Linked DNA regions of Homo sapiens: region 2 is linked to region 1. Evidence: chromatin contacts called from ENCODE Hi-C or POLR2A ChIA-PET data. All regions are on one chromosome and are shown on one strand. Each heading gives the region's core, a stretch centred on a gene start or an enhancer-like site at or near the end of the contact. The rest is flanking DNA. Distances are from core to core; before and after follow the strand shown.

The links. A loop is a pair of places that touch in the nucleus more often than their neighbours do. ChIA-PET counts read pairs that join two places held with the same protein, here RNA polymerase II (POLR2A). Pooled maps may share reads with other maps.
Region 2: a pooled map shows a loop between it and region 1 (3-fold over the local background). The contact joins the promoter of ZNF575 here to the promoter of CD79A in region 1. A Hi-C loop is called at or near these places in 4 of 50 pooled maps. POLR2A ChIA-PET finds 5 or more read pairs at or near these places in 2 of 52 experiments (HEK293 and activated CD8-positive, alpha-beta memory T cell).

What each region holds. Positions count from the first base shown.
Region 1 is chr19:41,873,041-41,879,710 of GRCh38, reverse strand. It overlaps CD79A (CD79a molecule), which reads right to left and starts at 2,432. Exons shown (of 5, transcript NM_001783.4): 1 at 2,328-2,432; 2 at 422-721; 3 at 58-176. The coding sequence starts at 2,406. RefSeq lists a silencer at 2,231-2,290 and enhancers at 3,698-3,767, 6,103-6,352.
Region 2 is chr19:43,530,343-43,537,012 of GRCh38, reverse strand. It overlaps ZNF575 (zinc finger protein 575), which reads right to left and starts at 3,825. Exons shown (of 4, transcript NM_174945.3): 1 at 3,492-3,825; 2 at 3,111-3,218; 3 at 2,512-2,676; 4 at 926-1,984. The coding sequence starts at 2,590. The coding sequence ends at 1,326. RefSeq lists silencers at 3,410-3,719, 5,687-5,858.

The DNA of each region.
Region 1 (6,670 bases), core at 1,183-3,682:
GGGGGTCCCTCGGCCCAGGCCCTCGCCCGGCTGACTCAGAGGTCCGAGGGGGCTCACCCTGAACAGCAGCAGCGTCCCAGGCACCACCGCGCAGAACAGGAGGATGATCCCCTCGGCTGTGATGATTCGGTTCTTGGTGCCCTCCCCCATGTCCAGGAAGGGCCTGGGGGGCGGCTCTGCAAGGAGGTAGTATGGCTCAGAGCCCTGGCCCCTCTTGCCCTCCCTAGCCTCCTGGCCCCGCCCACCTCCTGCAAGGCCCCAGACCCCCCAGAGACCCCACTCTGCAGAGGAGAATGTCCGTCCCTCTGTCCAAGCCGGTTTGAAACCCACATTGAAGGTACTGGCTCTATCCCCACTTCAAAGATAAACCGAGTGTCCCCAGCGGGACAGTGGGAGTAGGGGCCAGGGCTGGGCCACTCACGGCGCACGCGGAGGTAGGTGCCGCAGGACTGCTGGTATGACTCGTTGCCCTCCTGGACCCGGCACACGTATATGCCCCCATGGCTCTTGTTCACATTCTGGATGATCAGCGTACCATTGGGGTCCTCGCCCGGGCCCAAGAACTCAGGGGGCCACGTGTAGTTGCCATGGAGGACGCGCCACCAGGTGACGTTGGCGTTGTTGCTGCTATTGTGCGGGCATTGGAAGTGGGCGTCTTCCCCCAGGCTCACCATCAATGATGCTGGGACCTTGTGCATCCACAGGGCCTGGCACCCAGGGCCTGTGGAGAGACAGGGTGGGTGGGTCAGGGACTGGGGATGGTGACACATTTCCCCAGCCCTGGCCCCTGCAGTTCCAGCACTCCTGGGAAGAGGGTGAGGACTCTCCTGGGTGGGGAGGGAGAGAGAGAGCCCCTGACAGGGGCTGATACATCCTGGGGAGAGGGGGGATGCGGGAAAGTGAAGAAGCCCCTGGGAAGGAGAGAGGACATACCTGGTTGGGGTGGGTGAGGATATCCTGGGAGAGGAGAATGAGACTCCCTGGGATGGTAAGACCCCTGGGAGGCCCTTCTCACCTCTGCAGCGCCATCTCTTGCCCCCCTCCCGCATACCCACTTTGTACTCTGGCCCTGTGAACTCTCTGGATTTTGGATGTTTGTTCCAGGCACTGGAGGACCGCTGTCCAGACAGCTCCTTCCAGAAGCAGTGCAGGCGTCCCCTCCTCCCGCAGCCTTCCCGGTCCATTTTTGCACCCCAGCCTCAGCCAGGCCCAGCACCTGGCGCTTTTTCTTGTGTAATCATTCACAGAACCCTAGAAGTAGGTTCTCTCCTTAGCCCCATTTTACAGGAGGGATGGCTGAGGCTCTGGGAGGGCAGGCGGGTTGCCAGCATCACCAGGCAGTCAGGAGTGGCACTGGGTTCAAACTCTTGGCTCCCTGGCCTCTCCCTGCCTGGGCTGAGGAGCCAGTCTGTGGCCTGCCCTGGCCTGTGACCCTGTGCCTGGCCCTCATTCTCTGTAAGTTGTATGTGTCAACCTAGGGGTCAGGGGTGAGTTCAGTCCTTGGGCTGGGCTGCTGGTGATTGAAGGGGCTCAGAGCGGGGTGGAGACTGGGGGTGTCTCTGAGTGAGACGAGGCGGCTCAGGCTGGCTGCAGTGTCCAATCCGGGCTCCTCTGGGAAGCCCCAGCTCTCAGCCAGGCCTCCCACATGGCCAGTCCCCTCTTCTGGAGGTAGGTGGAGGAGGGAGGTGAGGAAGAGAGAAGGAGGAAGAGATGGGGAGAGGGGCCGAGCACCCTCATCGTCACGGGCTTAAGACTCAGACGTGAACTCCAATCCTTGCTCCCAGTGTCCCCTTGGGTGGGGAACCTTTTTCTCTGAACTCCTGGGTTAGCGTGGCCACAGCCCCTGCCAGCTGTCCTTGAGCAGGTGAGGGGGAGTCCATGAGACACCCATTCCCCCAGTGCTGAGAAGGGACTCCCAACAGAGAGAGGCACCTGAGGTTTAAGGCAGAGAAAGCTTTTTCTCCCCTTGACAGACGCTGAATGCTGCTACCCCTAAGTCCCCTTCCTGCCCCCAGCCCTGGTGCTCAGTCAAGAGCAACTTTAGTTCCTTATTTTGGCCTGTGGGGAACAGGAGGTGGGGGAGGTGACTCTTGCTCCTGCCTCCCTGTGTGAGACTGTGGACGCCCCTTCTCCTTCGCTGGGCTCCCTCCAGCCCCACCTTGGCCCATCTTGGCACAGATACGATTTCTATAGGCATCTTCCCTGGGTCCCCTATCCTCTGCCTCCTCTTCCCCTTTCCCTGAGCCCCCTTCCCTCTGCCTGTGCCCTCTCTGCAGCCTCCACAGCTTCCCCCACCTCCCGCCAGTTCCTGCCCTTTGGCCACATACCCAGGTAGACAGCAGACAGCAGGAAGAGGAGGAAGATGGTGGCAGGCAGAGCTTGGAGGACTCCTGGACCCCCAGGCATCTTCTCCCAGTGGGTTGGTTAGTTTGAGTTGCAGCAGTCCCAGGGTACCAGATCCCTACCCCAAACCCCACCCTACTTCCTGCCCAGCCCCCCGGAGATGGGCTCCAGTGGCCCTCGCTACTGGGCCCTTTGCTTGTTGGGCCTGGGGACAGCCCCTGCCGGGTATGCTTCAGGCTGTGAGTGGAGAGAAACTGCTCCCTGCACCTGTGGTGGCCACAATTCCCCTGAGAGGTGGCTGCTTGGGTGGGGGAAGAGGCTGGTTCAAGGGCTGGCTCGTCACTGCTGAGCCTTTGGAAGGAAGCCTAGGGAACCTGAGTCCTGGGCATGTGTCATGGGCAGGTGATGGTTCTGAGCTTGACCTCTCCCCCTGCCTGGACTTGGGCAAACCTTGTCCCTTCCCTGACCCCATTTCCTTGCTTCTTGGGATTAGAAACAAGGACTTAAAGGGGTTGTCACATGCACAGAAATGGCCCACAGTAGGCGCCCAGTAAATGTTAGTCACTATAAATACTCATGAAGAATAAATAAGGCAGGCTGACCTGTGGCTGACTACCCGTGTGACTAGGTGGGCACTTTGATCCTTCGAAGCTTGACATTTTTCATCTGTGAGATGAGGACCAGAATGTCTCCCTGTCTCATTATGTGATACGAGATGGTGTTCCTGGTATTCAAGGAGTGAGAACCATGATCAGCTCTTTACTGGAATTCTTTTTTTAAAAAAACAGGCCAGCTATGGTGGCTTATGCCTGTAATCCCAGCCCTTTGGGAGGCTGAGACAGGAGAATCACCTGAGGTCGAGTTTGAGACCAGCCTGGCCAACATGGCGAAACCCCATCTCTACTAAAAATACAAAATTAGCCAGATGTTGTGGCACATGCCTATTATTCCAGCTACTCAGGAGGCTGAGGCAGGAGAATCAGTTGAACCCAGGAGGTGGAGGTTGCAGTGAGCTGAGATCACACCATTGCACTCCAGCCTGGGTGACAAAAGCGAAACTCTGTCTCTAATAATAACAATAATAACAACAACAACATATATTTTTCTTCTTTTTTTTTTTTAAGAGGGATGGGATCTTGCTATATTGCCCAGGCTGGTCTTGAACTCCTGGCCTCAAGCAATCCTCCTGCCTCAGCTTCCCAAAGTGCTGGGATTACAGGCATGTGCCACTGTGCACAGCCAGAAGTTGTTTTATATTGACCTGCCATGACTGGCAAGGTAGGCCATCCCCCATTTTACAGAGGGGGAAACCGAGGCCAGAGAGGGGAGGTTGTCACTTGCGGGTGTCATACAGTCTAGGGGTGGTGGACAGAGATTCAAAGTCATCTTTGTGTTGCTCCCAGTTTCCTTTGAGCATGTCTGGTAGGAGGGAAATGAGGTCTGAGTGGGGAGGGCGGAGTTGCTGAGATATTTGTGAGCAGTTAGGGGACCCTCACACACATACAAGGGGATATATAAAATAAATTTATTGCAGGGAGATTTTTGGTAGCAAACATTGAGAAGCAAATGAAAAGTCCATTTGTGGGAGAATGGGTGCATACACTGTGGCAAAGTGAGCCAACAGAATGCTACAGAATAGGGGAAGGTGTCATAAGGCTGTCTCAGAAACAGCACAAACATCAGAAAAAATATCGTAGCATGATACAGTTGACTTGTTTTCAAAAGGCGTCCGCTGCTTAGGGACACACGTTTGTAGCAGAGGTGTAGACCCGTGCAGGGGAGTGGCAAACGCCCAGTTCCTGGGAGGGGTTACCTCTGGGGGACGCCAGGGTTGGGTCTGGGGAGGGACACACAGAGACACAGAGAGCTCATCTTGTCTTGGTTTTATTTCCTGTGTTACTTTTTTTTTTTTTTTTTTTGAGACGGAGTCTCGCTTTGTCACCCAGGCTGAAGTGCAGTGGCGTGATCTTGGCTCACTGCAACCTCTGCCTCCCAGGTTCAAGTGATTCTCCTGCCTCAGCCTCCTCAGTAGCTGGGATTACAGGCGGCCACCACCATGCCTGGCTATATTTTTGTATTTTTAGTAGAGACCAGGTTTCACCATGTTGGGCAGGCTGGTCTCACACTCCTGACCTCAGGTAATCCACCCACCTCAGCCTCCCAAAGTGCTGGGATTACAGGCGGGAGCCACCGTGGCTGGCCACTTTTTTTTTTTTCTTTTTTAGAGATAGGGCCTCTCTCTGTCACCAAGGCTGGTGTCCAGTGGCATAATCATAACGTCAAACTCCTGGGCTCAAGTGATTCTCTTGCCTCAGCTTCCCAAGTAGCTGGGATTACAGGTGCACACACCATGCCTGGCTATTTTTAATTTTTTTTTTCTTTTGAGACAGAGTCTCGCTGTGTAGCCCAGGCTGGAGTGCGATGGTGTGATCTTGGCTCACTGCAACCTCCGCCTCCCGGGTTCAAGTGATTCTCCTGCCTCAGCCTCCTGAGTAGCTGGGACTACAAGCAGATGCCACCATGACCGGCTAATTTTTTGTATTTTTTTAGTAGAGATGGGGTTTCACCGTGTTAGCCAGGATGGTCTCAATCTCCTGACCTGATGATCCACTCGCCTCGGCCTCCCAAAGTGCTGGGATTACAGGCATGATCCACCGCACTGGGCCTATTTTTTAAATTTTTTGTAAAGACAGGGTCTCACTGTGTTGCCCAGGCTGGCCTGGAAGTCCTGACCTCAAGTGATTCTCCCAGCTTGGCCTCCCGAAGTGCTGGGATTATAGGCACTGCACCCTGCCCTGCCTGTGTTACTTAAACTGGGTTGTGCTTCATAGGTTTTTCTTACATTATGAATACTGAATGCTAAATACTTGCATGCCTGAAGTATTTCAGATTTTTTTTTTTGAGATGGAGTCTTGCTCTGTTGCCCAGGCTGAAGTGCAGTGGCGGCACAATCTTGGCTCACTGCAGCCTCCGCCTCCTGGGTTCAAGCTGTTCTCCTGTCTCAGCCTCCCAAGTAGCTGGAATTACAGGTGTGCACCACCATGCCCAGCCAATTTTTTTTTTCATAGACACAGGGTTTCACCATGTTGGCCAGGCTGGTCTCAAACTCTTTTTTTTTTTTTTTTTTGAGACGGTGTTTCACTCTTGTCGCCCAGACTGGAGTACAATGGTGCAATCTTGGCTCACTGTGACCTCCACTTCCTGCATTCAAGCGATTCTCCTGCCTCCACGTCCAGCTAATTTTTGTATTTTTTAGTAGAGACAGGGTTCCATCATGTTGGCCAGGCTGGTCTCGAACTTCTGACCTCAGGTGATCCACCTGCCTCGGCCTCTCCAAGTGTTGGGATTACAGGTGTGAGCCACCACTCCAGGCCAAGGTCTCAAACTCTTGACCTCAAGTGATCTGCCCACCTCTGCCTCCTAGAGTGCAGAATTTTAAAAAAGTGCAATTGCCAGCTGGGCGCGGTGGCTCACGCCTGTAATCCCAACACTTTGGGAGGCTGAGGCGGGCGGATCAGAAGGTCAGGAGATCAAAACCATCCTGGCTAACACAGTGAAACCCCGTCTCTACTAAAAATACAAAAATTAGCCGGGCATGGCGGCGTGTGCCTGTAGTCCCAGCTGCTGGGGAGGCTGAGGCAGAATGGCGTGAACCCAGGAGATGGGAAAAGGGCAATTCCCATCCACGCAGAAGAGCCTGGGCCTCAAGAGTCCAGGATTCTTTTACAACTCAGCTCTGCCAACTGACTGGTCATCTGAAACTCAGTTTTTTCTCCTATAACATGGGTACAAACCCCCCACTTGATAAGACTGCAAGAATATTCTGCAGTGCATTTGGCACAGTATCTAGGACAGTTCTGTAGCCCTGGGAACCAGGACCCCAGGTGTTCTGCTGGGGTCACTAGCCCCTCTGCACTTCAATTCCCCGTTACAACCCCCTCCCAGGAATAAGCCTGGCTCCAGACCTGGAAGCCCTAGGAATTCACCTTCAAGAGCCTTCGGTGGCTGAGCTTCTTTCTAGGCCCTCTACTGCTCCCCAGTGGCTGGAGCGGCGCGGCTGCGGGATTGCAGGCCTGCTCGGGACACCTAGACCTTGCTTCCTACCTGGGAAGCGCAATGCCTGCTGCTGTGCAAACCGGACGCTTGGCATTGAGTTCTCATGTCAGCTCTGGGAAATGTTTTCATTAATGGCCAAAAGAGGAAACTAGAGCCCAGAATGGGGAGTGACTGGCCTGCAGCTAGAGTGCAACCCTTTGGGCCTCTTTTCTGAGGCACAGAGCCCTTGGAGTGGCTAGGTCCAGGCTGCAGCTGGGTTGCTTGGGTTCAT
Region 2 (6,670 bases), core at 2,576-5,075, 1.7 Mb before region 1:
GCCTGGTCTGCTGCTGCTTTTTAAAATTAGTGTTCACTTTCCTCACTAGACAAGGTCTGTCTTCAATGCTGTGTCCCCAACACCCCATGCAGGGACCAGCACACAGGAGGTGCTTAGTATTTGTGGAATGAAGAACATTCCAATGTTAGCTTGTTCATCCTTATTTTATAATGAGAGAAACAGGCTCCATAAGGGGAACTGACTTTGCCTGAGGTGTTGCTTGCCCCTTACAAATGCCTTATAACCCACCCATTTTACAACAAAGGCATCTGAATCCAGAGGAGTGACAAAGCTTGTCCAAGGCCTGGCAACTTGTAAGAAGTGGGTCAGGGATGGGTCTGAATCTTGGGCTTTTTTTGTTTTTCTTTTTGAGATGGGGTCTCGCTCTGTCACCCAGACTGGAAGGCAGTGGCACCATCACAGCTCATGGCAGCCTTGACCTGCCAGCTCAAGTGATCCACCTTCCTCAGTCTCCCAAGTAGCTGGGACTAAGGTACATGCCACCACAGCCAGCTTTTTTTTTTTTTTTGGTAGAGATGGTGTCTCGCTATGTTGCCCAGACTGCTCTTGAACTGGCCTCAAGCTAACCAAAGTGCTGGCATTATAGGCGTGAACCACCACACCCAGCCTGAAGCTTGGGCTTTTGAATGTCTTTAAATGGTCAGTGGTATATACCCTTTGTTCTTGCTCTTATCACCTAGTGTATCGGAGATTTTTCCACATCAGTACATATAGCGCTTCCTTTTTTCCTATGGCTACCTATTCCATTCCATGGCTGTAATTCAATAGTCGGTCCCCTGTTCTTGGGCACTTGAGTTGCTTCCAGTCTTTGGCCACAACAGTCGCACTGCAGTGAACACCCTTAACACTATGCTTTTTTTTCACATTCATGAGTTTATAGAATAAATTCCTACAAGTGGAAGAGTTGAGACAAGCATGTATGTATTTTCAATTTCTTAGATACCGTCATATGGCCAAAGTGGAGACACCAGTTTAAACTTTTAACAAGAGAGCCTGTTTGCCCACAATCCTCATCAACCCACGATAGTAGCAGACTTTTTACCTTTGCCATGTAAGTGTGTGGGGAGAAGCAGAGCCAGCGCTGTCAAACCACAGCTCCACGTCCATGGTTTGAGATCTCCCCAAAGCAGGGGAGCAAAGAGTTCCTCGGGCTTCTGAGCTCGAGCCCAGTATAAATGGCCAATCCCTTGCCCTGCCCTCTGCCAGCTATCTGGAAGAGGCGAGCTCATACAGTCGGTCTTAGAAATCCCACCTCTTACTGGCTAGGGCTGGCGGCAGAAGGGGACAGTGAGCCAAGGGAGGGCTCAGTCTCTCTCCCCCTTGTGCTCCACCTGGTGGTGGCTGCGTTGATGAAGGAGCAGTAAGCGTCTCTGGCCAAAGGCCTGGCCGCAGCTGGAGCATCGGTGCCAGGCAGTCGCCTGGCTGCCGGGCGCGGTTGGGGGGTCGTGACATAGGCGATGGGCGGCCAGCTTGGAGGGAAATGAGAAAGCCTTGGGGCAATGCGGGCAAGGATAGGGGCGGGCGTCGGTGGCGTGGTGCGTGTGGCGGTGGGCCGCCAGCTTGGAAGGGTAGCAGAAGGACTTGGGGCAGTCGGGGCACGGGTAGGGGCGGGTGGGTGCGTGGGTCCAGAGGTGAGCCGCCAGCTTGGAGCGGTGGCCAAAGGACTTCGGGCAGTGTGGGCACGGGTGCGGGCGGGCGCCGCTGTGCGTGAGGCGGTGGGCTGCCAGCTTGGAGGGGTAGGAGAAGGCCTTGGGGCAGTCTGGGCATGGGTGGGGTCGGGCGCCTCCGTGTGCTAAGCGGTGCGTGGCCAGCTTGGACGGGTACGAGAAGGCCTTGTCACAGTCGGGGCAGCGGTGCGGGCGCTGGGGCGGGGGCCGCCGGCGAGGCCGGGGAGGCGAGCCCGCGGACGCGGTGGGCCCTGGAGCTGACTGGCTGGGCTTCTGCGGTGGGCCCTGGTGGGGAGCTGGGGGACAGGAGGGCTGGTGGGCTCCAGGAAGCAGCCAACGCCCTGGGCCTAGGCCAGGCTCCGCCACGACTTTGATATTCGTGGGGCTCCTCCAAGTGTACCTGGGCACCTCAAGCATCACATTGAGACTCCCCAAATTGCATGTTTCTGCTCCCCCCTCCCCCCAGGCGTCATTCTGAGGGACTCCAAAGGGTTACTTTCCTGGATCCCCAAAGCTACTAAGGCTTCCTCAAAGCTACCAAGGTATCCGTTTCTAGTATCTTCCCAGTGATCACCCTGACATCCCGCATGTCATCCCTGACCCGTCCCTTCTGTAAGGCTCATTTCCTGAGCCTTAGCAAATGGTCACTGAGGCTCTCTCTGAGCCAAATGGGAGGATTTCCCAGAATGTGGCAGTTTTGGGGATCCCAAATAGTCATCACCCTAGGGCCCTCAAATTTTCACCCTGAGATTCCCCCAGAATGTGATTATTTTGGCCCCCGTTCCTGGAGAATGCTCCCTACTCACAGGCGGGGCACTCTCACCTTCTTTGGTCACTGGTTCCTTGCCAGTGGGACTAGGATCGGTAGCCCCGGCCGCGGACTCCGCGCCTCGCTCCAGCATCTTGCTGGCACAGGAACCTAGGGGCAGGGCGCGGGGCGGGGGTGACGCCGGTGATGACCAGGCTGATGGGGATAGGGTTGGAGGGCCTAAAATGAGGGATCACACTGTTTAGGAGCAAGGTCTGCAAGTATGGGATGCTAAGGCGGGGGCAGGCTTAGCGGGGAGGCGGAGCCTAAGAGCACAGTGAGCGGGGCTATGCAAATTCAAGCCAGAGGCAGTCCCTTCGCTATCTAAACCCAGGGTTGGAGTCTTTCAGCAGAGTGGGCGGAGTCTCCACAACTAACTCAGCGGCCGTCTTAAGCGCGGAGCCGGCGGGGCCTATGCGCAGAGTGGGCGGGACCTTCCCCACCAGACCCTGCAGTCCTGGAATGGGCGGGGCTGTACAAAAAAAGTCTTGTTCTGAAACTAGACCCAGGGGGCGGGGGCCTTCGAGCGGAGTGGGCAGGTCTTTCATCACCGTCCCAGGGGAGGGGCCTATGGGCACAGTGGGCGGGGCTTCACGTCGAAGACCTAGCTTTACCCGGCTTTTGACTTAGTCTCAGTTCATTGACGCCGCGTCAACTGCGCCCTTCTTGCCGTTAAATTTCATCCCTGGCTTGGATGGGGCCGTGGAGGATAGAGGGGGGACCTGGAGGAAGATACGGAAGGAACCTGGCATGCGTCGCGGTCCAGAGACCCCTAATGGACTTTTCCCTCAGAGTCCCAAGCGTAAAGGATTCAATGCACCCCTCGGAATCAGACATTCAGGCACCGATGCACCCTCCCGAGGCTCTGGCACCAATGCACAGTCCCTCCAGCATCTCCAGAATCTAGGCGTCCGGACCACAACCGATCTCCCTCGGGGTGATTCTGGCATTCAGCCTGCAAGCCAATATCCGCGCCCGAACCCCTGCGCCCTCACCTGCAGGACGGCCCCTCCCCGGGGGCGGGGCTTCCGGCTCCTCCCGCCACGGCCACGGCCGCAGCCGCTGTCGCCGCTGCTGCACTGCCCTCGGACCAGCGGAGCTGCCCCGCCCGGCGCGCGTCCGGCGTCGGGGGAGGGCAGGCAAGGGAGCGCGCGCAAGCTGCTTAGCCCAACCTCATTTCCATCCCCTCCTCCCACGCTGGACCAAAGGGGGCGTCAGAAAGCATGCGCAGTGCGGGCTGGCAGAGGCTGCAGAGAGGGGGAAGAAGGAATGGAAGGAGGGGCTGGGTGCGCCAGCCAGGCAGGCAAGTTCGTGAGCAAGCGCGAAGCTACCGTATCGACAGAAAGTGCACCGCCGGTGGCGGGGCCTACGGTGGCTGACTGGAGTCAAGCATGTACAAGACTAACATGGACAAACTGCGCTTGGAAATCAGTGCATGCACCCGTCTTTTTAATGTCCCTCTTCTTTTCGAGAATTCCGCTGAGTTCCATCTCCAGAGGCAGTTTCAAGAGCTCGCTGCTAATTCTACCCTTCAAGGCGTTTGCAAAAAGTCTGGCCAGTTCTTCGAGAGAGGGCGGGGGCGGGACTCCGGGCTCAAAGAGAGCCAGTGCCCAATAAAAGGCACGTTATTTGCACAGCGCCTTGGCACACCTCGCTATTGGGTGATTCAAGATTCTCAGCCACGCACCCATCTACCTTCCCCCTCGGAAGCCTGGGTGGTCCCGAGGTGCCCTGGCCCATGCTCTTGGTGCCAGGCCTGGGGTGGCATGCAGCTTAGCATTCTTCCCGAGCAGTGGCGGTGCACCTTCCTGCCTGGTGCAGAAAGGACCAGGAAATGCCCATAAAAGTCCTCTGCATGGGTGGGTCTCAGTCCGATAACCCGCAAGGTCTGGCGATCCCTGGGAGTTTGGCGGGGTTATTTGGACTCTGGAGCCAGATTGCCTGGGTAACTGGTTTGGAATACGGCTGTGCCACTTTCTAGCCGTGTGACCCTTTCTAGCTCTCTTTCTAGGCCTGTTTCCTCATCTATAAAATGGAGCGTTTTTAGGATTAAATATGATAATCAATGGAAAGTGTTTAGACTAGAAAGTGCCTAGGCCGGGCTCCCTGTCTCATGCCTGTAATCCCAGCACTCTGGGAGGCAGAGGCGGGCGAATCACTTGAGCCCAGGATTTCCAAACTAGACGGGGGCTAGGCACGGTGGCTCACGCCTGTAATCCCAGCACTTTGGGAGGCGGAGGTGGACGGATCACCTGACGTCAGGAGTTCGAGACCAGCCTGGCCAACATGGTGAAAACCCGTCTCTACTAAAAATACAAAAATTAGTCAGGCATGGTGGCACACGCTTGTAATCTCAGCTACTCCGGAGGCTGAGGTGGGAGGATGGCTTGAACCTGGGAGGCAGAGGTTGCAGTGAGCCAAGATCAAGCCACTGCACTCCAGCCTGGGCAACAGAGTGAGACTCCGTCTCAAAAAAACAAAAAAACCAAAAACCCAAACAAACAAAAATCCCAGCCTAGGCAACATAGTGAGACACCTCCCCATCTTAAAAAAAAAAAAAAAAAAAAAAAAAAAGTCTGGCTTAATGGCAGCCTGTAGTCCCAGCTATTTCACGGGGGTAGGGAGTGGGGACTCACCCAGGAGTTCATGTCTGCAATGAGCTATGATTGTGTTACTGCATTCCAGCCTGCGCAACAGAGTGATACCCCGTATCTTTAAAAAAAAAGTTTTTAAAATAATTATTCACTCATGACCAGTATTGTTTGATTTACCCCCCATCCACTCTTCCCAAATGATTCTGAAGCTAAATGTCAAACATCATATCTCATAAATATCTTTTTATTACACTTGATTTGCTTGACTTAAGATCTAAATGAGCTCCACACATTGTATTAGTTTGAAGTGACACTTCGGTCTCTCTCTCTCTCTTTTTTTTGAGATGGAATCTCGCTGTGTCCCCCAGGCTGGAGTGCAGTGGCGCAATCTTGGCTCACTGCAACCTCTGCCTCCCGAGTTCAAGCGATTCTCCTGCTTCAGCCTCCCAAGTAGCTGGGATTACAGGTGTTCACCACAACACCCAGCTAATTTTTGTATTTTTAGTAGAGACAGGGTTTCACCATGTTGGCCAGGCTGGTCTCGATCTCCTGACCTCGTGATCCACCCGTCTTGGCCTCCCAAAGTGCTGGGATTACAGGGGTGAGCCACTGTGCCCACCTCTTTCTTTTTTTGCACGGAGTCTTGCTCTGTCACCCAAGCTGGTGTGCAGTGGCGAGATATCAGCCCACTGTAACCTCCACCTCCCAGGTTCAAGTGATTCTCCTGCTTCAACGTCCTGAGTAGCTGGGATTACAGGTGCCCGTCACCACGCCTGGCTAATTTTTTTTTTTTTTTTTGTATTTTTGGTAAAGATGGAGTTTCACCATGTTGGCCAGGCTGGTCTCAAACTCCTGACCTCAGGTGATCCGCCCACTTCGGCCTCCCATGGTGCTGGGATTTCAGGTGTGAGCCACCGCGCCCAACCTCTAGGGCCACAGCTATTTTCAAGAACCATGATTTTAAGAAGGCAGAGTAGAAGCCAGAAGACCAGTGAGGGTATTGTTATATATTAATTACAGTATTAATTGCTAGCACTTATTATACACTGGAAACTGTCCTTATGTGCATTAATTTATTTAATCCCCATAGCAATGTTTTAAGAGGAGGTGCTACTATCATCCTTGTACAGAGGAGGAAAATGAAGTGTGGAGGGGAAGGTCATCCCAGCCAGGAAGTATCAGAGCCAGGATTTGAATCCCTCAGCCTGGCCCTGCAGTCCAGGCAATTTGCATTTATGCTTTGCTGCCCCTTGAATGGGGCAGAGGGTGTGATAACAGAAAAGTGGCCTGGTTAAGATAGGTTAAATCTGGCTGGGCACGGTGGCTCGGCCCTGTAATCCCAGCACTTTGGGAGGCTGAGGCAGGTGGATTACTTGGGGTCAGGAGTTCCAGACCAGCCTGGCCAACATGGTGAAACCCCATCTTTACTAAAACTACAAAAATTAGCTGGGTGTGGTGGTGTGCACCTGTAATCCCAGCTACTTGGGAGGCTGGGGCAGAAGAATCTCTGGAACCCAGGAGGCGGAGGTTGCAGTGAGCTGAGATTGCACCACCGCACTCTAGCCTGGGCAACAGAGCAA